5 separate regions of the Homo sapiens genome follow, and regions 1, 2, 3 and 4 are each linked to region 5. Evidence: chromatin contacts called from ENCODE Hi-C or POLR2A ChIA-PET data. All regions are on one chromosome and are shown on one strand. The core of a region is the stretch at or near the end of the contact, and the rest is flanking DNA. Distances in the headings are between cores, read along the strand shown.

Region 1 (5,862 bases), core at 1-2,500, 440 kb after region 5:
ACATGAATATGATCTCAAGGCAAGGAGAGAGGCCTGACGCCCTCCACGTACCTCCATGTCATCCCTCTGGTCACTGTTTTCTTCATCTTGACCTCCATTTTTTGGCATATAGGCCATTTTCAATCGCAAAAATCCCTTAACTCGAGACTTATGACTGCACACATAATGGAAGAAAATTGGTTAGAAGGGTTGTGACTTCAAAGGACACTTAAAATCGTCTTCAGCAAAAGCCAACCACCACAGCACGCAGGGCAGGCATCCCCACCCACCCATACCCACAGCACACAGGGCAGGCATCCCCACCCACCCATACCCACAGCACACAGGGCAGGCATCCCCACCCACCCATACCCACAGCACACAGGGCAGGCATCCCCACCTATACCCACAGCACGCAGGGCAGGCATCCCCACCCACCCACACCCACGGCACGCAGGGCAGGCATCCCCACCCACCCATACCCACAGCATGCAGGGCAGGCATCCCCACCCACCCACACCCACGGCACGCAGGGCAGGCATCCCCACCCACCCATATCCACAGCACGCAAGGCAGGCATCCCCACCTATACCCACAGCATGCAAGGCAGGCCTCCCCACCCACCCATATCCACAGCACGCAAGGCAGGCATCCCCACCTACACCCACAGCATGCAAGGCAGGCATCCCCACCCACCCATATCCACAGCACGCAAGGCAGGCATCCCCACCTATACCCACAGCACGCAGGGCAGGCATCCCCACAGCATGCAGGGCAGGCATCCCCACCCACCCACACCACAGCAAGCAAGGCAGACATCCCCACCCACCCATATCCACAGCACGCAGGGCAGGCATCCCCACCTATACCTACAGCATGCAGGGCAGGCATCCCCACCCACCCATACCCACAAGCCTCACCTTCTTGGTCTGAGGAGAAAGTCCTTAAATGTATAGGGTCGCTCCATGGTTGGATCTTCTGTCTGTGGGGAAAAAACAGTAAATTAAATTTTAATATTCCTAATAATTTCATGTTTTAGATACAGGCAACTGGATTACAGAGAATATATTTTGAATTTTAGAATGTGGCACCGCTGAATGTGTTTCTTCACTTGGTACCTGACAGTCCACGGAACTGATCTACTAGAGATCCACTAGATGTCACTATCCACACCGGGTTTTAGGAGCCAGCCCCAGCCACAGACAAATGACAAAATTACAGCTGTCATTGCCAAGTAAAATTTCTAACTGCAGGGTGTGGCCTCAGTCTCACAGAGCTGATTCACTTCGGAGAACCAGCGGTCACCAGTGCCTTGCTATATGCCTGTGACTCGAGACACATATGGGTGGAGTAAACAGAAGAATATACAAGATTTAATCTTTGAGGGAAACTTTGTTTTTTGTATTAAAATCTCACAACATCAGCCTAAGAGAATTGAAAGACTATCTCCTGCACAGAGATCACCCCAGGAAGCAGCACCGATCAACCTTCTGCTGAGGTTCAGTTCATGAAGCTATGAGTACAAGTGGAGTATTTGTTCATTTTTAAAGAAATCAGTGTTCATTTGATTGTGTGAAGTTCATTGTGAAGTTCCTACCAAAGCAGGAAATTGGATAAATAAGTGTGACTATTTCATTAATCTTTAAATACTATATATTCAGTAAAACCTCAAATACCTAGACCCTTCAATTAAACACAATTTCAAATACTTTTATAGCAAGAGATAAACCAGTCCAGTGATTTACTGTATCAGGTTTGTGTGCGCGTGCATGCACACACATGTATGTACGTATGCACTGCTATTTGAAATGTTATCTGTTTATGTCATTCTCTGCTTTAAACTCTCAATGGGTTCCTACTCCTCTCATAATAAACTGAAAATTCTTTCCTATGACTTAGAAGACCAACTATAATCTGGCCTTGAATCAACTTTAACCTCATTGGGAACCAGTCTCTCTCTTCCTTCCTTGTACTCCCAACCATCCTGTCCTCATCTGCCATGGATGCAGATTATATGTACTGCAGTAGGGCCCATGCACAGGCAGGTCCCTCTGCTGGACAGCTGACTCTGGATGGCATGGCTGTTTCCACTTTGCCATCCAAGTGTGAGATCCCAGGTCTCATCCTTTAGAGTTCCCACCATCAGCCACCCTTATCACCCCCCATCCTATCGTCCTGCTGTATCTTCCTCATATCACTTTCTGAAAGTACCTGTTCATTTGTTGACATACTAGTTTATTATCCATCACTTCCAGAATGTAAGCCCATGAGAACAGAGACTTGAATTTGCTCACCATTGGATCACCGGTGCCAAGAACATTGCCTGGCACCAAGTAGGTACTCACGTAAGCACTCAATTCATCTGATCTGTAGTAAACTATGGAGGCTCTCAAAATTCACTATCATTGAATGAAGTAAATTATATTTTCTAGACTGTTCTTATGAGGCAGTAATAAACATACATTTTGAAAATATTTTCTACCAAAAGGTTTGTAAATATATATAAGGAAATAAATGGATAATTTATTAAGAAAACTATTGCTGGTTTTCCTTCCTTTTTTCATTTATTAAACCAACATTTATTTATTTAATTTAGAGACAGGGTCTTCTGCTGTCCAGGCTGGAGTATAGGGGCACAATCATAGCTCACTGCAGCCTCAACTTCCTGGGCTCAAGTGATCCTCCCACCTCAGCCTCCCAAGTAGCTGGGACCACAGGTGTGTGCCACTATGCCTGGCTAATATTTTTATTTTTTATAGACATGGGGGTCTTCCTATGTTGCCCAGGCTGGTCTCAAACTCCTGAGCTCAAGACGTCCTCCTGCCTTGGCCTCCCAAAGTGCTGGGATTACAGGTATAAGCCACCATGCCCTGCCAACCAACAAATAATTTGAGAGCAATATTATGTCAACGACATGTGGATACAACATGGTATAGCAGTCCTTATGGTTACAATTACAAGGGAAGAGCCATCATGTCAACAATCCACTAGAAGCTAAGGCAGAACAAATTCACTGACACAGAGAGGTTACATTCTGTGAGACTTGGGGTACAGGGAACAGACGGACTCTGACTTGGAAATCAAAATGGTTTTGGATGTGGAGTTCAATACAATACAGGGTGATGGGAAGGCTTTGAGAGGTAGAGAACAGGGAGAAAGGACAGTTTAAACATAGGAAATCAAACAGTATGACAAAGCCTACAGGATCACCAGTGGGCATGAGCAATCTAGGAGCAGCAGAGAACATGCAAGAGAGTGAAGAGGGAAAACCACGGAGCTTAGAGGGACTCTGAACCTGAGTCTGTCCATACCCTATGCAGCTTAAATGACTGATATCACACAGGTCAAAAGGCAGATCTCCTAGGTTTGCATCCTGGCTTTGTTACTTACAGAGCCAAGTGGCTAAGGGCAAGTTCCTTATCTCTCTTGGCCTCAGTGTCCTCATCTATAAAATGGGGCAGTAACCATAACTTACAGGGCTGTTGTGAGGATCAAACCAATCAACTGAGTTGGTTTCTATAAAGTTCTCAAGGGCACCTGGCACACTCAACAAACACTAGCCATGTTCATTGGCCAATTCTACACGTTCATATCATTTGTCAGTACTGCCAACTCAATGCCAAGCAGTAACAGGTAGGGCATTAAAATCAAAGTTCACGTTCATTGAAATTCTCTAGCCTGAATTAGAAGATGATCTTATAGATAACTACAAGATTCTTCTTGGCATTCATCCAGGTTCCAATCTGATCCTGTTCCCTGGAGCAGAGCTGAGTGGAGCCTCCCAGGATGGCTTTGAGGGTGCTCCTGGTGGAAAGCCATCTTAAACACACTGCTGCAAACAGTGCTATTAGCCACAATAGCCACAATGCTGCCCCCGTTCCAGGGTAAAAGCATTCAGAAGAAAATCTGGATACTCAGTACTTTCATCTTGAAAGAGAGTAGTTGCTTTCAGCCTAGGTGCATTCACTATGGAATAGAGTGAGATAAAGGATTCTGCAGGCAAATGGAAGGAGAGGGCCCTGCTGGGTCCCTAGACTCGAAACTTGTATGCAACCACTGCAAGCACCTAAGCCTTGGGCGAATCCACCCCATGCCCACACCCTTGACCACATCACAGGCTCACAATGATGCTGGAGAGCCAGGGTCAGATCCAGCACCACCAATGACCTGCTTATTGCTGGGCAAGTCCCCTCCCTCTCTGGGCCCAGGCTTTTTCACCTGGAAAATACTGGGAGTGAATCAGTGTCTCTGAAGTCCCTCCAAACTCCATGATTTTGAATTCTGCACTCATGAGAGGGAACCATCAGCCTGCTACCTGCTACCAGCCATCAGCCATAAACACAAAAGGGGTAAAAGGATGTTGGTCAGCTGAGCTACCTCCAAGTACAGGCAGGGCATCAAATAATACCACCACCCTGAAAATGCCTCATCTAGGAAAATTTAAATTCCAGAGTCAGCCATGGTTGTCTTAAGTGGCACATGACTGGGATTTAGGAAAACTTAATGTTTTAAAATAGCTCTCTCTGCCCCACTGCCTTTCCCAGGGACGAAGAGATTTTGTGGCTGGGCAAAGGTGGGTTACTGAGGGCTCCAGGGGAAGGGGAGACAGAGCTGACAAGTCAAGAGGAAGGTGCAACAGGCAGACACCTGCCAGAAATCTCACTCTGTTAATACAGATCTCAGAGTTCTCTTTATCGCTAAATAATTAATAGATTCAAGTTATCAAATATCATATGAATTTTTAGACAACGATGCACTGAATTTAACAGACAAATGTGAAAACGGCAGTTGAAAAGTCAATGATGGTACAGTTACAGCTAAGTTTGCTCTTGGTCTCTGAATGTAAAAGCAAAAGGAGAGCTTGCTCTGTCTCCAAGGCTGGAGCGCAGTGGTACAACCACGGCTCAGCGTAGTAATGACCTCCCATGCTCAAGCGATCCTCCCACCTCAGCCTTCTAAACAGTTGAGGCAACAGGCATGTGCCACCATGCTGGGTTAATCTTTAAGTTTCTCTATAGAGACAGGGTCTTGCCATGTTGCCAAGGCTGGTCTTTAACTCCTGGACTCAAGCGATCCTCCTGCCTCGGCCTCCAAAAGTGCTGGGGTTACAGGCATGAGCCACTGTGCCTGGTCTATTTCCTTTTATCTAAAGCTTGGTGGTTTTGACAAATTTTGAATCTACAGACTGTTAATAATCCACCTTGACAATGGTCATATACTAATCAAGAACACAGCATCCATAATTCGATCCACAAAATACACGCATATGCTCCCGCCCTCTCCACACTCATACCTGTGTGCTATCACACAAACAGAATGCCACTGTAATTTCCCCATGAGCATCCTATACACACGACCAAACATACACACGAAAGCACCTGAAATCCTGGATTCAAAAGCCACGTGCATTCAGAACACGCAACTTGGGTTCTACTGCCACATGAATAAAGAATATACCTTCACGCCTCTCCTTTTGTTTTCTTTGTGGTCCATCTCTCTGACTATAGTTGGCTGTGAACAGCTAGTCAGTTTGAAGTATGGAGGTGAAGCACGCCACTGCAAGTTACCCTCTGGGCACACGAGTAACTAGGGGCACTCGGTCCTCTCTGGGCGTTCACGGCTCTACCCTCTGCAATCGGCTGGCTTCTATTCCTGCCCTGTGCCTCTGCACCGCTTCCTTCTTTGAAGGCTCACTGACCCTGCCTCCACTCAGAATCCAAAGCTAAACTATTCTTTATACTGACTTGGCCTCGGAGGAGGAACCTTTTTCTATTTTCTGGGAGCCCTACTCAACCTTTCAAGACCAGGTGCTGCTCACTCACTCAAAAAAGAGCTTGTCAGAGCAAGGTTTTTAAACATGTCACTTTTGCCTCTTACCAAATA
Region 2 (5,637 bases), core at 1,456-3,955, 470 kb after region 5:
AAGGGGAAGCCACAGAGGCAGCAGTGACAGTATACGCTGAGGTGGAAGGACCACTCAGGGTCAGTGCCTCCAAGTCCTGGCAGCCACTTGGCCTTGCGTGGGAACTTGCGGTTTAATCTTCCGTGAACTTCCATGGTTGATACCCACTGCTACCAGCCAGTGCACGCCTCAGAGGGCACCCAAAGCTGTGCGTTTGAGTGCTCGCTCTGTCCTTTAGGGGTGTGAACTGGGTGCCTCTCACAGACCCCCAGAGCTGCGTTCTTTTGTGGTACTTTTCCCAGGGGGTTTCCTACAGGGTTACAGGTAATTAAAGGCCAGATAATTTATACGAATGTGCTTTTTATACTGGTGATATCCCAGGTAAGAGAACTGGGGTTGCTTTTCTCTAAATGAGCATAAATGTTTGGGAAGGGGGTGGCTGGAAGGCTGGAGGGAGAGGAAGGGAAGGGAAAACTGAATACATCTTTATACTAGCCATTACCAGCTGCTGACAAATGTTCACTGTATCCATGGGGTGGGGGGAAATCTCAGTTTCACTTATCAACAGTTAAAAGTGGCAAATGTTTTGTCCTTAATTAGTTTCATCTAATTGTGTATCAGTCTTAAAAACTGATACTCCAGATTAGCTTACTGGAAAATACAAGACATAAAAATTAGGGCTGTCTTTCCTAGGCAAAGATTGTCTTACAGGCAAAAATGCATTTGTCATATGCCAGGCAATTGGTACAATGGGGGAATCAGCCAGACTAAATTATTCTCAGGGGTCAGAAAACAGCCAACTGACACAGAATTAGACAAATGGAATCAGTCCATTTAAAACTGAACCAATGGTGCTAGATTCATTGCACTACACTCTAACCACTTTTAAAATAGAAATATTGCTTACCAATTTTCACTTCTCTCTCCTCTCCAGGCACAGAGAAAAGATGACTACACTTTCCAGCATCCTTGTGGTCAGGGAAGGCCATCTTACCAGTTTTGGCTAATGAGAAAAGGTGACCTATCTCACCTCTGAGTGGGGGCTGTGAAAAGCTCCAGTGCAAACTTCAGTCAGCCCGGTTTTCTGTGTGACCATGTGGGTCGGTCGGCCTGGTTCTCTGTGTGACCATGTGGGTTGGTCGGCCTGGTTCTCTGTGTGACCATGTGGGCTGGTCGGCCTGGTTCTCTGTGTGACCACGTGGGTCGGTCGGCCTGGTTCTCTGTGTGACCATGTGGGCCGGTCGGCCTGGTTCTCTGTGTGACCATGTGGGTCGGTCGGCCTGGTTCTCTCTCTGTGTGACCATGTGGGTCGGTCGGCCTGGTTCTCTGTGTGACCCTGTGGATCCGAATGCCTGCCAACCTATGTTGACGGGTAGTGTGAATGAGAAATAAACTTGGGAATGTGTTAAGCCACTAAGATTTTAGGGCATTCTGACACAACTCTCTTTTTCAATGACCATCACACCAGTGGGTTTCTCAGTGGACATCCAGAGGAAAAATAGGGTGCTAACTTTAAGAGCAGATGACAAGTCTCTATAGGACACAAAGTTGTATGTCTGCATAAATGAACAGTTTCTTTTCATTAAAAAAAAAAAACTTGACTAAAATTTTGGTCCACAGTCCAGCAATAATAATCCTTTGTTCAAAGCTGCATAAAGATACATTTTCTCACTCTAATTTGTAGGAGACATTGCAGAAATTCTTTTCTCACACATCATTTCTAATAATATCACTTCATATAAACACAATTTTCAATGCAACGAGATAAGGGATCGCCTACCTATTTTTAGACTCTCTCCCACTTGTGAGCCTAGCCACTGTTGTTTATATACATTCGGAGTAACCTCCAAGCTTTTATGCTGGTAACTGCTTCACATTTGCCAATAGCATCAAGCAAATGACAGATAGTATCATCTATTTTACCTTACATTTGTGAAGTATAATCAAACAATGGGTTTGGATCTATTTTAGACTGTCCAGTTCAATGACGAATGTGGATCTATTTTTACAACAAACATGTTGCACTTTAATAAGATTAGCAAAACAAATCTGGTTGTTGAATTTCCCTGTTAAACTTCCTGATAAATGGTTGGTGCATTAGTCATTTCTTTGTTTCTTCCTTCATTTGTTCATTCATTCTATAAATATGTATTTGGTGCCTGCTTTGTGCCAAGCATCGAGTGGGCTCTGAATGTCTGAAGTCTAATGTCTAGGAGTTTATGATGATATTAATTTACAGTAAAATATCTGATCATTGAATCGTCAGTAGTTGCGGATATTTTGTTTTAATCATACAAATAGATGAATATTAAACATATCATTTTTTCATGGCTACATGGGGACATGATGAATATGAAATAAAGTCTCTGAAAGTCAATTTACTTAATTTCACTAAGGAAATCATGACTATCAATGGTATACAATGCTGGGGTGAGACCCTGATCCTTGAGCACAATTAAGGCAGAATTTGAACACTTATAAAAAGCTGCATACGTATTTACAATTTGTGCATATAGATTTCAAGGGATTTTATAACTCTGGTAACCCTGAAATATGTAGAATCCATAGAAGATATTCTCCTGCCTTGCACACCAAAGACACTCAATAAATACTTGGTGGTGATGCGGTGTCAAGTGGAGGCTTCCTTCCCCTAATTACTAAGAGCTTCTCTTGCTTCAGTTGCTCTCACCCTCTGCAGCTACTGTGGCTGGTGGAACGGGCCCCTGAGCATGTGTAGCTGACTCATCTTACACCTCGAGAGGCATGCTTGCTGCAGGCTGTGTCCAAAACACACTTATGTTTATAACCTTATTTAAAAGTACTTTAAAAGGCAGATTCTTGTAGTAAACGTATTAAAAAGTCAATACACGGAATAGCTTGGTTCACTGGTTCTCCGCTGCTTTTTCCATCAAATCAGACATGCCATGTCTCATAGGCCATATACTCCAAGGCTGCAACCCAGCAGCATGCAGGGGTATCAGCAATCCTGAGACAGAAACCTCCCACCTGCAGGCTGACTTCCTCCCACCTGCCCCTCAGCCCCTCTCACGCAACAAAAAGTTTAAAGATGCAACTGAGCGTTCAGTTGTTAGAGCAAAAATCTTGAATCTGAGCTAATTTGTACACAGCGTATACAGTAAACTTAGCAGTTTACTATCAAATTTACTTGTGAAAACATTCATGACTCATCTGGCACTCTTGTCACTGAACCATCACTGGTCATTTATTCATTTATTTTTACAAGTGATCTAGTTAAAGTAATATGCAGATTGACTTTGTGGTACTGCAGTAGAAACACTTAAATTCTCAGAATAAAATGTCGAACACTGAACATGATAACTACATTTAAACTCAGGCCTTTCCTTTTGTCTGTGTACTTCCATTTATGCCTCTGGGTGTGTGGTGTAAGAAATGAAGCTGAATCTATACTGAGAACATGGGATGACGATGATACCTTGTCGTGATATTTACTAACTGGAACAAATATGAACCATTAGTTATTTGAACTTTTTAGTTTTTTTGAAGCAAGTTTGCAGTATCTACCTGTAATGCAAAGAACGTCGCATAGTGAACATTCAAGGTTCAAAACACATTTCACTTAGCACCTCAAAGAAAAAAAAAGGCAACAGACCTCAATGGCACTATTGAGACACATTTGGTCAGCATCCATCACATGGTTTTGGAAATAAAGTTAACATTAACCAAAATTTCCTTTCTCTTTCATTTTGCAATAGCAAACCAAAGATTTTAGTTAAAACAACAACAATATTAAACTATAAAATTCAGTTAAATCACTCACTGTTCTTTTTCGCTATACAAAACAAAATTCCCCCATAAAACAATTACCAAATCATATTACAGCCTACCTTGCATCCTATGTAAAGTCTTACATAAACTGTCTGATACTTATATGTCCACAACTTATTCCTTTTAGAATTTTATTTTACAACAAGAAATTTTATAGTAGGTTTTCTTAAACTAAGAGACTACTCAGGGTTACTTATGCATGTTTCTAGGGCATGCATAAACAAAGACAGATTACATTTAAAAAGCAGGAAAAAAACAGAGAATCCGGCTTTCAGCAGATGTTTTCTCTCTCTTCACTTCATGTGGTCTGATGGATGTATTTTGTGCTCTCTTTTTTGTTTACACCTTGACATAAGAAGTAACATGAGCCTTCTCCACAGCCTGCTATCAAATTTTTCTGAAAGTTGGTAGAGGAATGGCAAGATTTCAGTAGGAACTACTGGGTGGGCAAATTAGTCAGGCATGAATTAGCAAAGTTCTACTGTAACTTGACTTTCAAGCTTGCTTCCTGTAACATTCAAGATCATGCTCAGCTGTATATGAATCTGAAGTATGAACTACACACGATTACATATGCATGACTGATTATCATTATTGCTGGTATCTTATTTTTTTCTTTAATGGTTGTGAGAGAATCTGCCCCACCCTCTGTTAGAAAAAGCAAATGGACTCTGCTCCTTGCTTATTCACTATTCCTCCAAGCAAAACACACAGGCTCGCGCACACGTGCAACTCACAAAAGGACAATGACCTGAATTAAAGCCACAACACAATGATTCCATTGTCTCTAAAGTTGAATGTCTTCTTCTTGAAAAAATACGATACATAAGGAAGCAAAGGGAAATATGCGTGATAAGACCTCTGTAAGACCGCATATTGCAGGAATATTTACACAGAAAAGGTTTTCAGATGGCCCAAGAACACAAAAGCAGTATGAACAAAAGTTTAGATTCTGTTCTATGAAGTCAGAACTTAACTACTTTAATTTGTCTAATTCCACGTTGCCCAGAGCTGTGGTGCCGAGGTGAACTCATGATCCTGAGGGAGGCTGGTCTCTAAGGCACCCATCATAATTCTACTCTGTGATCTCCATGGGCAGGGAGCCTATACTAGAAGACAAACGGTATGCTCCCTCTATCTTTCTTCTTGTGGATGTATCTTACATATACTTTTTAAACTACAATTATTGAACAACATGCTGTCCTCTATTCGTCTGTAAAGCAAGTATGCAGTTGTCTGACTTATTTGGCAGTAGGTAAACAGAAATGAATGAGCCTGGAATTTCGTGCTGGGTTGAGAGCTGCCTTTTTGATCATATGGACCTTTTAGCTCCTTAGCAGGATAAAGTTCAATGAGGACAAAGTTAAAGTTGAACAATGTCAAATTCTAACAGCCCAGAAAAAAACAAAAAAAAAAAAAAGAAAAAGAAGTGCTTTAAAACAGCTCTCCTAGTTTCTCAAGTATTATCAGCACTCTAAGCACACTAAATTCCTTTTGTATAAATGTTACCCTGCAGTTGTTCATTCTGGGCAAATAAAAAGTTATATAATTATGGTCAAAGAACAGTCAAATGTCCCCATATATCCTTGGCCTTCTGGGAAAATCTCTACTGGCAACCATAGATGACTCTCAAATCATGAAAATTTCCAAATGCAGTTTATGCACATAAGGAGCGCCTCCCGGGTCAGGATAATGTCATCTTCATCACTGTGGTCCCAACATCTAGCATAGCACTTACTGGTGTTTAATATTCAATTAAATTCAATTATCCACACCAACCTATCTCAATTAGCACTACTGTGTGCTATGGATCAGCTACCAGTTTGACATTTCAAGCTGCTGGGATTATCA
Region 3 (5,665 bases), core at 106-2,605, 320 kb after region 5:
CCTGCATTTCTTTTCATAAGTGAGAAAAAAAGCTCATTAAGGAGGAAGCTTTTACAAAGCCAGACCCTCCAGCAAATTCACCACTCTGTACGCATTCTGTATGCACCACAGCTCCCAGCGTGACGTCTTAGATTCACAAGTACCAGGAATATCGCAACACTCACTTTCTCAGGTCAGATCTGGGCACGAGCAGCTTGTCTTTGCTTTAAGATGTTGTTCCCAGGGGCTGAGAGCATTCTAGGGCCAACCCCATAGGGGGTTTGGGTGCTTTGGGGACTGTGAAGTGTCACCTTGCTGCAAACCTAACCCATCAGTACCAAAAAAAAATTTCTTAAAAAGTGAAAGATAAGTGGAGATGCTTTTTACTCTGAATCCACGTTTACTGCCATTTAAAATAGATGTGTTAAATGCATCCATTTGATTATTTTAGGCTGTTAGTCTACATGACAAAGGAAGTTGGTATTATGCTTCTGAGTCTTGTCATTTTGAAAGTGCATGGAAATTTTAAAATAGAATGTTCTTGTCAACAGGGAGCAAAGCAGCATTTCTTTCCTCATTGAAATCCATCTAGAAGGGAAATCTGGAAAGTTCCCTATTCATGCACCTATTCATGCCTGTGTTTCTCACCAATCAGTGGTGAAGAAGGAATCACTGGGTACATTTTTAGCCAAGTTGGGGCCTCCACGGACTCTTTTTAAAGAGAATTGCTGAGGCTTGGGGATTCCTAAGGAACTGTCTCATTTCTGCACAGGTGTCCAGCTATTTTTAGTGCTATTGAGGGAACAATATGACCTGGACAGAGGCATGCCAAAGGAACGACTCTAATGCCGGCATTTTGTTTGAAGGTTTGGTGTTATTGCTGAATCAGGCCATCGTAAAAACAAGAACTGGCTTAATGTCCAGCCACTCCAAGGGCAGAAATAAAACCCCACACCGTCCCTGAGCCCTCAGCTCCTCCCCAGCCTCATCCTCTCTCCCTCTGCAGGGTGATCATTTCTTTTCCTCCTTAAGCCATTTTGTTATTTTTCTTTAAACGGAAACCATCTGTTACTCTCTCTAAAGAAAGTCTCCAGTTTTCCTCAAGCTTTCTGAGGAAACAGAATAATCATGGAAGACAAAGTTATGGTGTGTTCAACACCTCCTGTTGCTCAGGCGCTGGGTGGCATCTTTTTCAACACCGGAGTCAGCAGCCTCCCGTCATTTCTCGGTCAGCGGCCACCCCAAAGAACGGCCTGATCACTCAGGGGGGTCGGCAGGCGCCGGGGGAGAGCCGCACTTACCCCCAGTCAGCTCCGGTCCTCTCAGTCCAAGGCCCTTCCTGTGGCAGGCAGGATGGCGCCTTCCACAGCTTCTGTGGCTTTAGGCCTCTCCCCTCTCCCTTTATGGGATCCAGGGTTTAAAAGTAAACAATTCTTTCTCTTTCTGATAAGTCGCATTATTTATCGATTCAGTGGGGGAGGGAGGGCACGACCTTAGGCCACTAAGTCAGCACCACCTTTGGTCAAACACACTCAGCAAGATTGGAAAGTCCATTCCTCTGCTGAGTGGGGGTGTGCGGCCAGCAGGCAGCCATGGAGGCCACCGAGGCAGAGAAGACAGGTCACCTAGTGAATACATCTTCCCCTCAGAACCCCAACTTCCAACCAGTTTAACGTTCCTCACGGGAAGACTGCCATGTATGACCTGGTCACCTCCCCAGATTTCTAGAGACAGAAGAGTCACCGGTCACAGGAGCCTACTAAGTTCAATAGATCCTTGGCTCATGCTACGTAGAGCTCTTGACCAACATTTGGAAGCCAATCTCATTCTCCTCTTGAACTGGTCATTTCTGACGTAGTTAACCATGCATTCCTTTGTTCACGCCAACAATTATGTATGAAGCTCCTCCTTATCTGCTAAGCTCTGGTAATGCCACGGGGACCAAGACAAACAGAGCCCACAGTCAGGCAGTGAAGCAGGCAACAGGCGAGCCGCACGGACAGCAGAGGAGGCTGCTGCTCGGCCTAGCTGTATTCTGTTGTCGGCTATTATTATTGCTTTTTATTTTTTATTTACTTATTTTTTTGAAATGGAGTCTCGCTCAGTTGCCCGGGCTGGAGTGCAGTGGCGTGATCTTGGCTCACTGCAACCTCCGCCTCCCGGATTCAAGCGATTCTCCTGCCTCAGCCTCCTGGGTAGCTGGGACTACAGGTGCCCGCCACCACGCCCGGCTAATTTTTGTATTTTTAGTAGAGACGGGGTTTCACCATGTTGACTAGGCTGGTCCCAAACTCCTGACCTCAGGTGATCCTCCCGCCTTGGCCTCCCAAAGTGCTGGGATTACAGGCATGAGCCACCAGACCCATCCGCCGGCGATTATTTTTAATGTCTCTGATTATTTCTTTTCCTTCTCAGGTCATTTTGTTATTTTGTTTTTCTTTCTTTCTTTTCCTTGCTTCCTTCCATTCCTTCCTTCCTTCCTTCCCTCCCTCCCTCCTTTCTTTTCTTTTCTTTTCTTTCTTTCTTTCTTTCTTTCTTTCTTTCTTTCTTTCTTTCTTTCTTTCTTTCGTCTTTCTTTCTTTCTTTCTTTCTTTCTTTCTTTCGTCTTTCTTTCAACTTTCTCAATCTGTCTCTCTCTCTCTCTCTCATTCCTTCATTCCTTCCTTTCCTTTCTTTTCTTTTTTTTTTTTTTTTTTTTTTTTTTTGAGGCAGGGTCTCAATCTGTTACCCAGGCAGGAGTGCAGTGACATGATCACAGCTCACTGCAGCCTCGACCTTCTGGGCTCAAGGGATCCCCCTGCCTCAGTCTCCCCAGTAGCTGGGATACAGGTGCCCACACCTGACTAATTTTTGTACTTTTTTGTAGAGATGAGATTTCACACCACATTGCTATTTTGCCTTCTTATTCTTTAAAAGGAAACTCCTCGTTGCTCTCTCTAGTAAACACAAATGCAAGCTGAAGTGAGGTCTGGTCATTCCAGTTGATGATGATCTGAGGAGCTGGGTGGCCTTAATTTCACTAGCAGGTATTGTCATCCTGATAGTGTCATACTTCCTGTTAGTTGTCATATTTCTTTTCAGGTAAAAATGAAAAAATATACTAATGGCCTTTTTTTTTCTTGTCAAAGAGCTGAACTCAAGAAATGGGCCCAGTGAGTGGGCACCACTGTTTGTTCCTGGCATGCTCCCTAGGGTCCTGGGGGGACTAAGTTCCTTCAGGTTGCCTATGACTACCTGAGAGATCCTGCACACTTGGCCCTACAGAAGACAGGGCCCTCCCACAGGGCTGAGGGACTGGCCTTCAGTTCCTATGGGAAGAGCCCAAACAGTGCACCCCGAGGCGAGAAAAACATCCCGAGGGCTCTCTGGAAATCGCCAAAGCCCTGTGCTCCGCAGCGTCGGTGGATAAATATGGTGTCAATGGGATTTTTTTTTATGGTCACATTTCTGGCGCTGCAGTGTTGGCACTGCCTTTGCAAACTTGCTGTGCACTTTTAAAGTTGCTTCTCCTGATTTCAGCCATCCTAATTCTGAAAAGAAATTCTGAAAAGTGCACAGCGCTTTTTTTCAGCCTGGGCACTAGAATAAGACTCTGTCTGGGAAAGAAAGAAAAAAGTGACTTTTCATTTTTTAAGAAATAAAGGTGAGTGCCTTTTTAAAGAAGAAAAAACTGTTGTTTTTTCTCCTTTAAAGTGAAACAGATTCCTCAGGGCTCCCCGTTGTCCTGCCCTTTGAAAGAAAGACGTTCTTTCAAAGACGTTCTTTCAAAGGGCAGGATAAACCCCTCCCACCCCCAGGCCTCGTCCCACATTTTCCAGGTCACTTTCATCAGCATTTTTGCTGATATGGTTTTCCCTTCATTTAGAAAACCAGGATGAAGACACATGTTCAGCTTTCAGATGATTTTCTTTACATTCCTAGCCACGGTACTTGCAAGGATTCTGAATTTCAGAGACACGATGAATGTTTATCAAACTTCTGGCAAATCACACAACTCTACCTCAGCTGCCTATAAAAGTGATTTTTTGGCCAGGCACAGTGGCTCACACCTATAATCCCAGCACTTTGGTAGGCCGAGGTGGGCGGATTGATTGAGCTCAGGAGTTTGAGACCAGCCTGAGCAACATAGCAAGGTCCTGTCTCTACAAAAGCTACAAAAATTAGCTGGACATGGTGGCATGTACCTGTAGTCCCAGCTACTTGGGAGGCTGAGGCAGGAGGATTGCTTGAGCCTGGGAGGTGGGGGTTGCAGTAAGCCGAGATCGTGCCACTGCACTGCAGCCTGGGCACTAGAATAAGACTCTGTCCATGACTTTTTATTTTTTAAGAAATAAAGATGAGTGCCTTTTTAAAAAATAAGGTAGATGTGAATCTTGGAAGGTTGAAGTTTAATTTAGAATGTCTCAATCCCTAATGTGTATATTCAGATACAGGCTGCAAGACTGGGCTTCACCAACAGTGAAAATCAGGTAACTTTCCACTAGCTGCAGCTGGAAGCAGGCTCCAATCATTGTGGGTGATTCGCTCCATGGTTTTCTCATCTTCCTGCCATGAGCTGCAGGCTTTGTTAAATGGGGGGAAAAAAAGTAATCAGTTCCAATGAAGAATGCCAAACTTTTGCCATGAGGAATGCTGAAGTTTGGGGACTGGGGATCCTGGGTCTCATTCAAGACTCTTTGTCATTTGGATTTTTGCCTTTGGACAAAAATAACTTCATATTTCTGAGGCTTTAGTTTCCTCTCTGTGTAGTAAAGCTGAGAATACTTGCTTGTCATTTGCTCTCAAACCTTAAGTGAAACGGGAGATGAATTCATCTTTAATCATGACTAGTTCAAGAGACTGAGGCAAGAGGGTCCCTTGAGCTCAGGAGTTTGAGTCCAGCCTGGACAACATAGCGAGTCCACTGTCTCTAAAAATAAGAAATAAGTAAATAGGAAAAAACAAAGTTAGATATAGAGAAATGACAAAGGGCATGGACTGTACGGACTAACTGGTTATTTACCAGTAAAGAGAACAAAGGATCCTAATTTGCCATGTGCAGGGACCATGCCAAGCCCAGTGGGGCTGGAAGGAAGCTGGGTTGCTGCAGCCTCAGATTTGTTATTAAGAGAATCAAAATCACTTTCAACCCAATGTCACAAGCCAGGACCCAAGTGAAAACAGAGTGTTGACAGCGAGTCTTGGTTTCATCTCTGCATTTACACACGCATCACCTTCTCCCACAAAAGTTCCTCTTCTTATGGCTGGAGACAGGCTCAGAACACTGGTGGTGCATAGGTGCAGGGGCTTGATTGCAGTGATCATGGGAGAGAGTCATCATATGAATGAGCGGTGCCCACTCTCAGAAGGCAGTTGAAAATAAATTGTGCACATGGTGATATTTCTCCCCTAAACACTTCAGCACACATCCCCAAAGAATTTAGGAGTACTCTACTTAACCTGCGTACCATTATCAGAGCTAAGTTTACAGTAATTCTCTAATAGCACTATTTAGCTTATTTCCTTTTTCTTTCTTTTTTTGCCTTGAGACAGAGTCTCGCTCTGTCACCTAGGCTGGAGTGCAGTGGCGCGATCTTGGCTCATCGCAACCTCTTCCTCCAGGTTCAAGTGATTCTCCTGCCTCAACCTCCTGAGTATCTGGGAGTACAGGTGCACACCACCATGCCTGGCTAATTTTTGTATTTTT
Region 4 (5,163 bases), core at 127-2,626, 420 kb after region 5:
CTCTAGGATACTGATGGTCACACAGTAGCATATAATCTGGAGGACCACCCAGGACATCTGTGTGCCCCAGCTCAGGAAGTCTCCCAGCACCCAGCCTCACACCCCAGGCTATGTGCACCCAAGTCTGCTGATAGGAGTGTGTTTCTTTGAAGGTGAACACAGCTTGGCAGTTTTTGGGTTTAGAGACCTGCCCCGCATAGAGTGACTGTATTTAGACAGTCCACATTTGATCACAAGAAGATCCCTGAGAAGCAGTCTAAGAAATGCAGTGTGGATGGAGAAACACTGAAAAACAAGGATGTGTTGATGATGTATGGAGGCACTGGGACAGATGCTGGAGATCAGGGCTGTCCCAGGAGGGCTTGAATGCATAGGCGATGCATGTAATATCTGTGCCTGTGAAAGAGCTCTAAGTGGGGAAAAGCTCAGAAACCAGAAGCCGACCACAGCTATACCACGGCTCCTAGGGGAATCTAAAGGTATAGGAGGAGCCCATGCCTTAGGAATAACCTCTCACGTGAGGTTACAAAAGGAAGCTGCTTCTTTTACTTCCAGATATTTTAGCAGTTGTCGTTTTCTTGCTATTAGGCTGAGGATACAAATTTCCTCTGAACCTAACTTCTTCCTGTGCTTATGCCACCTTTTCCCTGCACTACCAGCAATGTGTCTTGGTGAAGGTGGTCACCTGGAGTTCCCTGGTGGACTCCAGGATCTCAAATTAGAGAAAGCACCAACAAGGATGCTGCCGGGTAATTTGAAAACCCCATCCACAGAGAAGCAGTATGTTAACCTCCCAGGCTTAAAAGCACAATTCAGAGAAAGATCACCTGGGTAAGATCATGAAGCAGCTGATTTTAGATTATGTGTAAGAAAACTTTCTGCTGATATTAAGGAAAACCATTTCCTTAATATTTCCCGAGATAAAGTCCTAAAGCTCCCTAAAGATAGTTTATAAAGACACAAAGACTCGGATCATGGAGCATTCTGGATCCAGGTGTGGAGACTCAGCAGGAGCAGAAGAAACATCAACACTGACTTAATCCTTTCATGAATATTAAACATCGATGAATTAGCATGCAGCCTGAGTGAAGCTCCTTCCTCCCCTCCTCCTCTAGCAGCGATGCCAACACAAAGAGCTACGTGGATCCGGGCACTTCAATGGACTCCCCTGCTGAGCTAAGTTGTAACCTAAGTTCCTGGTCAATTAGTATCTCTGGCAAAGTATGTGCTATCAAGTTTTGACCTACTATTGTTTATACAATCAATGAAATACTAAATGGAATGTGTTACATTCTCAGCTCCCTCCGCCCAGAGCCCTCCCCTTCAGCCGTTCTGGTGATCCACTTCCCCCTCTCCCAGGCCCCTTCCCTCCCATAACTCCCCACTCCCCCTGGCCCCGCCCCTGGAAAACTCAGCTCCGGAAACCTTAGCTCTGGAAACCTTAAGGATATTTTTGCAGTTACTCAATCTCTGGAAAGGACACTTGGGAGGCAACTGATCAACTGAAAGCACATGGATGTGTCATAGATCATGTCAGAACTGAATCCTAAAGCTGTATGAATTCTAGCAACCAGGTTACTTTGTTTTTTCCTTTTTGAGACAGAGTATTGCTCTGTCGCCCAGGCTGGAGTACAGTGGCACAATCTTGGCTCACTGCAACCTCCGCCTCCCATGTTCAAGTGATTCTCCTGCCTTAGCCTCCTGAGTAGCTGGGATTATACGCAAGCGCCACCATGCCCAGCTAATTTTTGTATTTTTAGTAGAGGCAGGGTTTCACCACGTTGGTCAGGCTGGTCTCGAACTGCTGACTTCAATTGATCCACCCGCTTCAGCCTCCCAAAGTGCTGGGATTACCAGTGTGAGCCACTGCACCTGGCCATACAGGTTACTTTCATACAGCCACAGTGAATAGCACTAATCAGTTTGTGGAAAATTAGGAGTGTAGTACAGAACGCTGAATTTGATTAAAATGCTCATTCTCTCTTCTATTGAGAACTGAACTGGCAACCTGTAATTTAGTTACATTTATGTGAGAGGGCAATTTGGAAATGTTTCTTTACAGTGTTCTCTCCAAATGACCACATAGAACAACTTGTGCTGATGATTCCATTTGTAACTCACACTGCCTCCCACCCTGCACGGCTAGTTGAGGGGGCAGGACTCAGCTTCTACAGACAGGCCATGGAAGGGCCCGCCAGGAAGCCAAAACCAGCCTTCTGCTGTTCTGTGCTTGTGAGCATGTTCCACCCTAGCTTAACAAAAAAGTAATCAAACCAGTTAGAAATGGCGACTTAGTTTAACATTTCACAGCTTTTCATCATAGACTGAATACACTACTGCTTTGTGATGCCCAAAAGCCATTAGCTAGAACTTCCTAGTGGCTCTGTTTCTTTCATTAAAATAAAGAACACGATTGTAAACTGCAGAAGTTTCAATATGCTTTTAAAAATAACCACTTTGACACTGACCATCACAGATTTGCCAAGACTTGCACCAACCCAGTAATGGTGGCTCGTGTATTTTTAGAATATATACAACAAAGACTGAAAGGACTGTGCTATCCCTCTCCTTTTATCTCATGGGGAGGGCCCTGGCTTAGTCTGCCAGAAAGTGACACCACTGTGCGTTTATTTGCCATAAATCAAAGGGCTGTGGTTTCTTGGCTGAGAATCAGGGCCTGTTTATTAGACTACAGGAATGAAAGCACTATCATAGAAAGAAAGCTATATCAGGACGGTTACTTCAGCACAGCGTATGGAGTTGAAAGGGCAGGGTAGGGGGAGCAGAAAGTCCTTGAATGTCGGGAAATTAACACTGTAGTGCCTTTACGTCAGTGAATATTATGTAATTATTAACATGTCCCAGAAGAATGAACATAAGTTAAAAAAAAACCAAGTTGCTAAGTAATGTATACATGACATCCCATTTAAAAAAAATAAAATAAAGTGGCACAATGTGTACCTATGTGTACACAGCCGTATGTCTGTGAGAGCACAGGGGCAGTGAGATGATATAATACCATGATGGCTCCAGCCCAGGACAATACACTTCAGTGTGAGTGATGTGCAGAGGAACAGAGGGGATGCCAAAGAGGGAAACACGGGGTGAAGAGACAGAATTGCAAGACAGGAAGTCAAGGGCATTCACGACAAAGGATGTGGAAGAGAAACATGCAGGATACAGCAGAAGAGAAATGGATGTGATCCTTTCAAACCTAAGTAGGTAGGGAGATCTATCTACATCTACCAAAGTAGATGAAACACTTAGGAATGAATATTGCCAAGCCTGTGGAAAGAAAACACCCAACCCATGCTGAAACTCAGTGACGGGGAGGGGAGAGTGCAGGCAAGAAGGCAAGAAAATGGCAGTCTAACGTGCCACCCGGGATCTCATTCAGAGGGGTCACCTTGTCCTGCCAGGTGACCCTTGCCATGGAGCCTGGTACTGCAATGATTCCATTCCTACTTCATTTACTACATCAGCTACCACAACACTCCAAAGCTACACGCAGGTTGCAAGGCCAACAAAATACAAAAATAGGTGATATACAGATGATGTTCATCAGCACTGAATTCAACTAAAATTATCTCACAAAACGATCTTGTCCCCCTCAAAGCTCCACTACTCCCACAGAAATTACAAGTGCACGGTGGGTAATAGTTCATGTAGAATTTCTTGAATTCTACTGGAGGCTGCCTCACTCAACACATGACTCATGTAAACCACTGTAGCTCAATATCTTAACCTGAGCTGAGTGTTCTGGGGCTGACTGTTGCCAGTTTGATTTTCCTCTGTACAATGCTGAGCATTAAATTGAAGTCATCAACATCTTTAGAAAATCAGCAATTGTATACGTAAAGTTATCCACAAGTAATGAGCAGTTATAGCAAAATACAACACAGGTGAAACAATAAGGAAATTCTTTTTTTTTTTTTGAGATGGAGTCTCGCTCTGTCGCCCAGGGTGGAGAGCAGTGGTGCGATCTCAGCTCACCACAACCTCTGCCTCCCGGGTTCACGCCATTCTCCTGCCTCAGCCTCCCGAGTAGCTGGGACTACAGGTGCTCACCACCACGCCCGGCTAATTTTTTGTACTTTTAGTAGAGACGGGGTTTCACTGTGTTAGCCAGGATGGTCTCGATCTCCTGACCTCATGATCCACCTGCCTCAGCCTCCCAAGGTGCTGGGATTACAGGCGTGAGCCACCGTGCCCGGCCAGGAAATTCTTTAAACAGCTATTGCAGTGCGAAGCATAAACTATAAGCTAGCCTAACTTTAGGGATCAAGTAGAAAACAGGCAATTAAAATACAAATCTAAGTCACCCACAGACAGGAATACCATACATTCTTTAAAATAATGAATAAGAATGGTTGGCTTAGAGAAACATAAATTTTTCTAGATCACTTATATATCCTAATTATGTTCCCTTGGAATTACGGAAACTTGTTCATTGTGTGAGGAGAGCCCCTGGTGGCAGAGAAAGGGTCATGGTGCATTCTGGGGACAAGAAAAGTCTAACCCCCTGTGAAAAATGTGGTAGGGGAGATACAGAAAAGAGAAGGGCCCTGGGCACATCCAGGAATCACACACACAGTCTCATGCAATTCCTGTGGCTTCTTTGATGATCTTCCAACCAAATTACTTTAACCAAGCATTCTAATGAAATGGAAAAACTTATCAGGAGTACAAACACTAAAAGTCAAAAATATCTTCTAAATGGTCAAGTTAAATGCACTTAACCAAAGCCTGATAGTATTCCTAATAAAATTATGTGGGACTAAAAAAATCATTCTATTTTACCCAGTACCTTTAAACAATCCCCAAATGAGAAGCTTAAAATAAGAAACGTGTGCAGCTCTGTAGCACAAAGGAGCTAATCTTATTTTTAAAAACAGCGTATATTCACCACTACACGAAATATTAAAACTGCCTCACGGCCTCTTGCTATTGATGTCTGATAAAGTGGATCATTACCGTTGGTTCCTCACCACCCGTGACAGTTGATGAACGCGCTCTCCCAGCTGGGGCACTGGGCTGTGAATGATAATTTACATCAGTGAAATGCACTTAGGGGATGACCCCCTGCTGTCTGAATCAGGGCCCACTGCTGTGGCAGCGCTGTAAGGCAGGTGACGTGAGATCAGAATCCCTGAAACCCACCCT
Region 5 (5,224 bases), core at 581-3,080:
TTTATGGGCCGAGCTGGGCGCTGTGGCTCACGCCTGTAATCCCAGCAATTTAGGACGCCAAGGTAGACAGATTACTTGAGGTTAGGAGTTTGAGACCAGCCTGGCCAACATGGTGAAATCCCGTTGCTACTAAAAATGCAAAAATCAGCTGGGCATGGTGGTGCACACCCCTAATCCCAGCTACTGAGGAAGCTGAGGTAGGAGAATCAATTGAACCCAGGAGGCAGAAGTTGGAGTGAGCCGAGATCATGCCACTGCACTCCAGCCTGGGTGATAGAGTGAGATTCTGTCTCAAAAATTAAAAAAAAAAAAGATTTATGGTGAACAGCGGGTTAGATGTCATTCTTTTGATTTTAGGGTTGTATTCAAGTATAAGACTCATTCTTTTCACAATGAGCGGTTAGAGCAGCAAAGCTGTAGATATCTGAAGACTTTGAGAGCTTAGGGAATAGGAGGATCATCTGGGGTCCCCCCTTTCTCTCTCCTTCCCCCGCAGCCCTCTCCTTTGCCACCAGCAGCCGAGAGAACAGTCTTGGGGGAAAGAAAACACAGAAGCTCAGTGCTGCGGGGAGAGGGGAATGAAGGCGTGATAAGAGACATGCGGGGGCTGTTCCTGGCTCGCTCACCTCCTTGTCCTCTTCCTCACCGAAACCACAGAGTCTCCCCCAGCCTTGCAGCAGAAGTGTGGTCGTGCCTCTGCAGTAAGCTGGGTGTAGGACTGGCTGGCCAGCATCTGCAGTCTATGCTGAGTACCTGTGCCTGGGTGACCCTTCCCCCGCGACTCCAGTGTGACCTTCCTTCCCAAGCCTCTTGTTGCCCTGGGGTCTTCCACATTCAGCTGTGTCAAGCTCAGGGAATACAGGAGGAAAATGGGATCGCCTCAAAGTTAGGGGCTGGGGGATGAGTTGCCGCAGGTACTAACAGGCAAACCTGCCCTGTTCCTCCAGCCGGGTGCCAGTGGTAGTTGACAGGGAAAGGGCCCTTGAGGAAGAGAGCAAGTGGGGAGAGAGAGGGAGAGACAGAGAGGATGGAGAAGTTGGAGGTCTCTGTGGTGGCCCAAGGGGGCAGTGGGGCCTGGAGGAGGTGGTTGGGCATCTGCTCCCACTAACCCATGGGCCACCTGGTCCCTTTGCCACGGACCCTGCTATGGGCAGCCATGGTGGGGTGGAGGCGTGTCCCTGGCACCCCCATGTCTCCCCGCATGAGTTTCCTGAGGAACCTGTGGGCATCCCGACGCCCTCTGGGTTTCACCTGGAGGACCACTGCTCACAAGTGGCCTCTCCTTATTTCTTTGAGCAACTTGAACTCTGTGAAAAGAACGTGGGCTCCACGGAGGCCTGTGCCAGCGGAGACAGGAAACATCACCGCTGTTTTCAAGATGGTTCCATTCACTCTTTGTCCTAGTGACCCTGTACTCAGCTCCCATTGTGATGGCTTGGGCGGGGGGATGGGCATGTTTTCTGGATAGTTCCACTGCCTCTGCCCCACTGCATGCAAGCCTGGTCAGCCTGGTGAGGGAGGGCATGCTCAGGCCCCCACCAGCCCCGGGCCTGCTGTCCTTCAGTGGCCTGTGTTCTGAAGACACAGGTGCATCTCTGTCACCCACTACCCACCAAGTCACAAACACCTGGGGCGGGAAGGAAGGTAAATGTTCCTCAAGGGATAGTGTGTATATGAGGGTGGGGTGCGTGGCTGGGAGGCGCACAAATGGCAGCATCCACTTAGGAGCCTGTACCCATCTTCCAGCAGGTCAGCACGGCTGAAGCCAGCAAATTTGTTGTGTTCTCTGGGCCTTAGCAGTCACGACCTTGGACCACGAGATGTGCCCTTGTCGCATTTATTTAAAGAGTTGAAATCTGAAAGGTGCATTAGAAATCGTTCTATTTATAGAGTCACTCTAAATACACTGTGGTGGAAGATGGCCAAGAGCTATTGTGAAGTGAAAGTAGGAACTGGAAAACGGTGAGCTCAGCATGATCTCACATATGCACATATGTGTACACCTGTGTGTATACATGTATAAAAGATATCTGTACACATGTATGTGTATAATACTCATACGTGTGTGTGCATATGTGTGTGTGTGTCCATATGGTCTGGAGATTTATATGCATAATACAACCGGAAGAAATATACACTGAAGAGATAGCATTATCTCTTGAAAGTGAGATTGGGATTATGTGGGGAGGGGAACTTTTAAACATTAATTTACGGAAAAGAAACGGAAAAATGTTCTGGTTCAGTCTAGCCAGGGTAAGTTTGAGACCTGGGCCCCAGGGTGACTTTCACCTCAACCACTGCTCTCTGCCAGTGCCACGCTGCCTGTGGCCTGGCCCTTGCTGTGAGTGTTTACGACCACAAAATTTACTTTTCCTGGAAGTGGTTTCTTCTGATGGCTGGAGAATGTTTATGACATTGTCCATCTCTGTTTCTCCTTAATGAAATTGCCTGGCAGCCGCGGTATTTTAGAGAAGTCTTAACCCCTACTCACTCTCCATTTAGCTTTCCATTCCATTTTCCATGGGAATGGCTGCTCTGACATCAGAATAGGCAATGGCAGCAGGAAGCAGTATCATCAAAGGTGCGAGTTTGAACTCTGGGGAGAGAGGTGTTCATAGGGTAATTTTTGCAACAGTTGGAAAATGCTCTACTGGACAGGGCTGGCTTTTGCTAAGAGGCTCAACAGGAGTTGGTCCATGTGCTGCATTCTCATTTTCACTCCCCAGTTACTCCCTGGGCCACCTGCCTGCCGCAGCACCTGAAGTCAAGTCACCAGAGGCTCAACTTTCTGGTCCATGTGTGGCTGTTTCTTTTTCTATTTATTTTTGTATTTTATTTATTTATTTTTTGTGATGGAGACTTGCTCTGTCACCAGGCTGGCACGATCTTGGCTCACTGCAACCTCCGCCTCATAGGTTCAAGTGATTCCCCTGCCTCAGCCTCCAGAGTAGCTGGGACTACAGGCACGCGCCACCATGCCCAGCTAATTTTTTTGTATTTTAGTAGAGACGGGGTTTCACCATGTTGGCCAGGATTGTCTTGTTCTCTTGACCTCGTGATCCGCCCATCTTGGCCTCCCAAAGTACTGGGATTACAGGCGTGAGCCACTGCGCTGGCCATGTGTGGCTGTTTCTAGGAGAGATTTCTGTCTCATTCCTTCTCTTCCTTTTTTCTTTCTCTCCCTCAAAATTTTCCAATGTTCCTGGGAGGGCTAGTCAGTCACAACTTACAGTGGTGTAGTAGTGGGCTCTCTGCCTGAAAGCTGAGGAATTGGGACTTTAGAGTGGATGAGTGGAGGCATCATTTGGGAGAGGAAGGCAGTGACTAGAAACTAGGTGGCAAGAAGGCATCTTTTTGCACTTCTGCTCACCCCATCTCTTCCCCATAGCAAAAAGAACTGCAGTAAATTCTAGGGATTTGCAGTGTTGACATCGAGTCCCCAGGGTGTCCCAGCAGAAGGGGTGGCAGCAACGGTGGGCTGTTTCCACTGAAGGGAAGACTCCACCTCAGGAAGAAATAAACGGCAGCAAGGTTTTTTGGGCATGTGGCATCTGTGAGATCTGAGGGGATCAGATAATGCCCAGGAAGAATTCTGAAAGCAAATGAGAACATTCAAAAATGCTCATTGACAGCACAGCCATGTAAAGATGATCTGGGAGATCTTAAAGGAAGCATTTTTCCAGGGATGGGGAATCTCAGGTTGGCTTCGCAAGGTTGGCTGAAGCGAGAGCCAGTGCCCTCTCCCTGGACCGCCTGCTTAGGTTAGGATGCACGTGTGCCTCCCTCACTAAGGTTTCATCAGTCATTCTTTTTTTTTTTTTTTTTTTGGGAGACAGTCTCACTCTGTCACCCAGACTGGAGTGCAATGGCGTGATCTCAGCTCACTGCAACCTCCGCCTCCCAGGTTCAAGTGATTCTCCTGCTTCAGCCTCCCAAGTAGCTGGGATTACAGGCACCTGTCATCATGCCTAGCTAATTTTTGTATTTTTAGTAGAGATGGGGTTTCACCACATTGGCCAGGCTGGTCTCGAACCCCTGGCATCAGGTGATCCACCCGCCTTGGCCTCCCAAAGTGCTGGGATTACAGGCATGAGCCACTGCGCCCAGCCAGGAATTCATTCTTTAAAAAGGTCTGAAGTATCTCAAAGTAGATTGTAGCCGCCATACACTGAACAAACAAAAAGGCATTCTTCAGCCGGGCATGGTGGCTCATGCCTGTAATCCCAGCACTTTGGGAGGCCAAGGCAGGTGGATCACCTGAACCCAGGAGTTTGAGATCAGCCTGGCCAATGTGGTGAAACCCCGTCTCTACTAAAAATACAAAAATTAGCTGGGCATGGTGGCGCACGCCTGTAATCCCAGCTACTTGGGAGGCTGAGGCAGGAGAGTCGCTTGAACCTGGAAGGTGGAGGTTGCAGTGAGCTGAGATCATGCCACTGCACTCCAGCCTCGCAACAGAGCGAGACTCCATCTCAAAAAAAAGCATTCTCCATTTTTCATTCATCTCATAATTGAGGTTGGATTGGGAGACTGAGGCATGAACAGGATGTGAAGGAATGGAGATGTGGGTGTAGGTGGTGTTATTGAGTAGTGTGGGAGAGAATGAGGGAGAGTTGAAGAGGGCACCCGGGATTGAGAAATGCCTTGTGGGGTGATGTTGTAGCCTCTGGTCAAGAAGCCAGTGTCCAGGGAGAGGCTGTATATATCAGAAAGGGAGGACAATGTGAGCCCCACGGATGAGCGAGCAGGGGCAGGTCCTTAGGGAGTGCTTCTATGAATTTGGCATCCTGGGTGAATTTGGCAACAGATGGGTAAAAACCCAGAGGCTGACAGAGGAGATGGGATCTCATGTGAAGCTCAGCCCTGGAGAAGTATCTGGAACTCTGAGCTTGGTGGGGGCGCAGAGTGGGGTGGGAACGAGAGAGCATGGAGGCTGGGGACGGGAACGGGGCGTGGGCTCCTATGGCCTCTGTGTCTCCATGGAGTGAGCTGAGTGGTCGTCTGCTGAGATGAGTGTAGTGGGAAAGAGACTGGGACTCCAAGGAGAGAGCTTAAGCTCCAGCTCTTGGGCGTGCCCTGCAGAGTCTGCCTGATGCTGGAAAGGAGGACAAGGAGAGGTGGTGCAGTGCTGAGGGATAGGGCCCCTGATGGGGCAAGCCGAGGCTCCCTGGGAATGTGCAAAGGGGAATTTTATCCAATTTGGAGGCTGAGCAGTAAGTTTTTC

The links. A loop is a pair of places that touch in the nucleus more often than their neighbours do. ChIA-PET counts read pairs that join two places held with the same protein, here RNA polymerase II (POLR2A). Pooled maps may share reads with other maps.
Region 1: a loop to region 5 is called in a map of naive thymus-derived CD4-positive, alpha-beta T cell, with 3 times the contacts of the local background. The contact joins two enhancer-like sites. A Hi-C loop is called at or near these places in 3 of 168 maps with a recorded cell type or tissue (mammary epithelial cell, naive thymus-derived CD4-positive, alpha-beta T cell and prostate gland), 22 of 37 single-sample maps with no recorded cell type and 13 of 50 pooled maps.
Region 2: a map with no recorded cell type shows a loop between it and region 5 (7-fold over the local background). The contact joins two enhancer-like sites. A Hi-C loop is called at or near these places in 3 of 37 single-sample maps with no recorded cell type and 2 of 50 pooled maps. POLR2A ChIA-PET finds 5 or more read pairs at or near these places in 2 of 52 experiments (both activated T-cell).
Region 3: a loop to region 5 is called in a map with no recorded cell type, with 4 times the contacts of the local background. The contact joins the promoter of MIR122HG here to the enhancer-like site in region 5. A Hi-C loop is called at or near these places in 1 of 37 single-sample maps with no recorded cell type and 6 of 50 pooled maps. POLR2A ChIA-PET finds 5 or more read pairs at or near these places in 1 of 52 experiments (activated CD4-positive, alpha-beta T cell).
Region 4: a map of mammary epithelial cell shows a loop between it and region 5 (5-fold over the local background). The contact joins two enhancer-like sites. A Hi-C loop is called at or near these places in 2 of 168 maps with a recorded cell type or tissue (mammary epithelial cell and prostate gland), 1 of 37 single-sample maps with no recorded cell type and 7 of 50 pooled maps. POLR2A ChIA-PET finds 5 or more read pairs at or near these places in 1 of 52 experiments (activated T-cell).

Annotation. Positions count from the first base shown.
Region 1 is chr18:58,317,524-58,323,385 of GRCh38, reverse strand. It overlaps NEDD4L (NEDD4 like E3 ubiquitin protein ligase), which reads right to left. Exons shown (of 31, transcript NM_001144967.3): 7 at 900-961; 8 at 52-154. Among named protein-coding and RNA genes, the nearest start is that of MIR122HG, 130 kb to the left of the region's middle. Within about 2 kb of position 1,250, at least 13 of the 41 ENCODE cell types and tissues checked have a DNase peak (open chromatin) inside an H3K27ac peak, as active enhancers do.
Region 2 is chr18:58,286,664-58,292,300 of GRCh38, reverse strand. The region is part of intron 5 of NEDD4L (NEDD4 like E3 ubiquitin protein ligase); the gene reads right to left. Among named protein-coding and RNA genes, the nearest start is that of MIR122HG, 160 kb to the left of the region's middle. Within about 2 kb of position 2,705, at least 5 of the 41 ENCODE cell types and tissues checked have a DNase peak (open chromatin) inside an H3K27ac peak, as active enhancers do.
Region 3 is chr18:58,441,953-58,447,617 of GRCh38, reverse strand. It overlaps MIR122HG (MIR122 host gene), which reads right to left and starts at 1,355. Exons shown (of 3, transcript NR_170245.1): 1 at 1,281-1,355.
Region 4 is chr18:58,335,349-58,340,511 of GRCh38, reverse strand. NEDD4L (NEDD4 like E3 ubiquitin protein ligase) reads right to left here. Exons shown (of 31, transcript NM_001144967.3): 13 at 4,975-5,034. Among named protein-coding and RNA genes, the nearest start is that of MIR122HG, 110 kb to the left of the region's middle. Within about 2 kb of position 1,376, at least 5 of the 41 ENCODE cell types and tissues checked have a DNase peak (open chromatin) inside an H3K27ac peak, as active enhancers do.
Region 5 is chr18:58,758,502-58,763,725 of GRCh38, reverse strand. All of the region lies in intron 1 of LOC105372146 (a long non-coding RNA gene), which reads left to right. Among named protein-coding and RNA genes, the nearest start is that of LINC01926, 53 kb to the left of the region's middle. RefSeq lists an enhancer at 1,694-1,743. Within about 2 kb of position 1,830, at least 5 of the 41 ENCODE cell types and tissues checked have a DNase peak (open chromatin) inside an H3K27ac peak, as active enhancers do.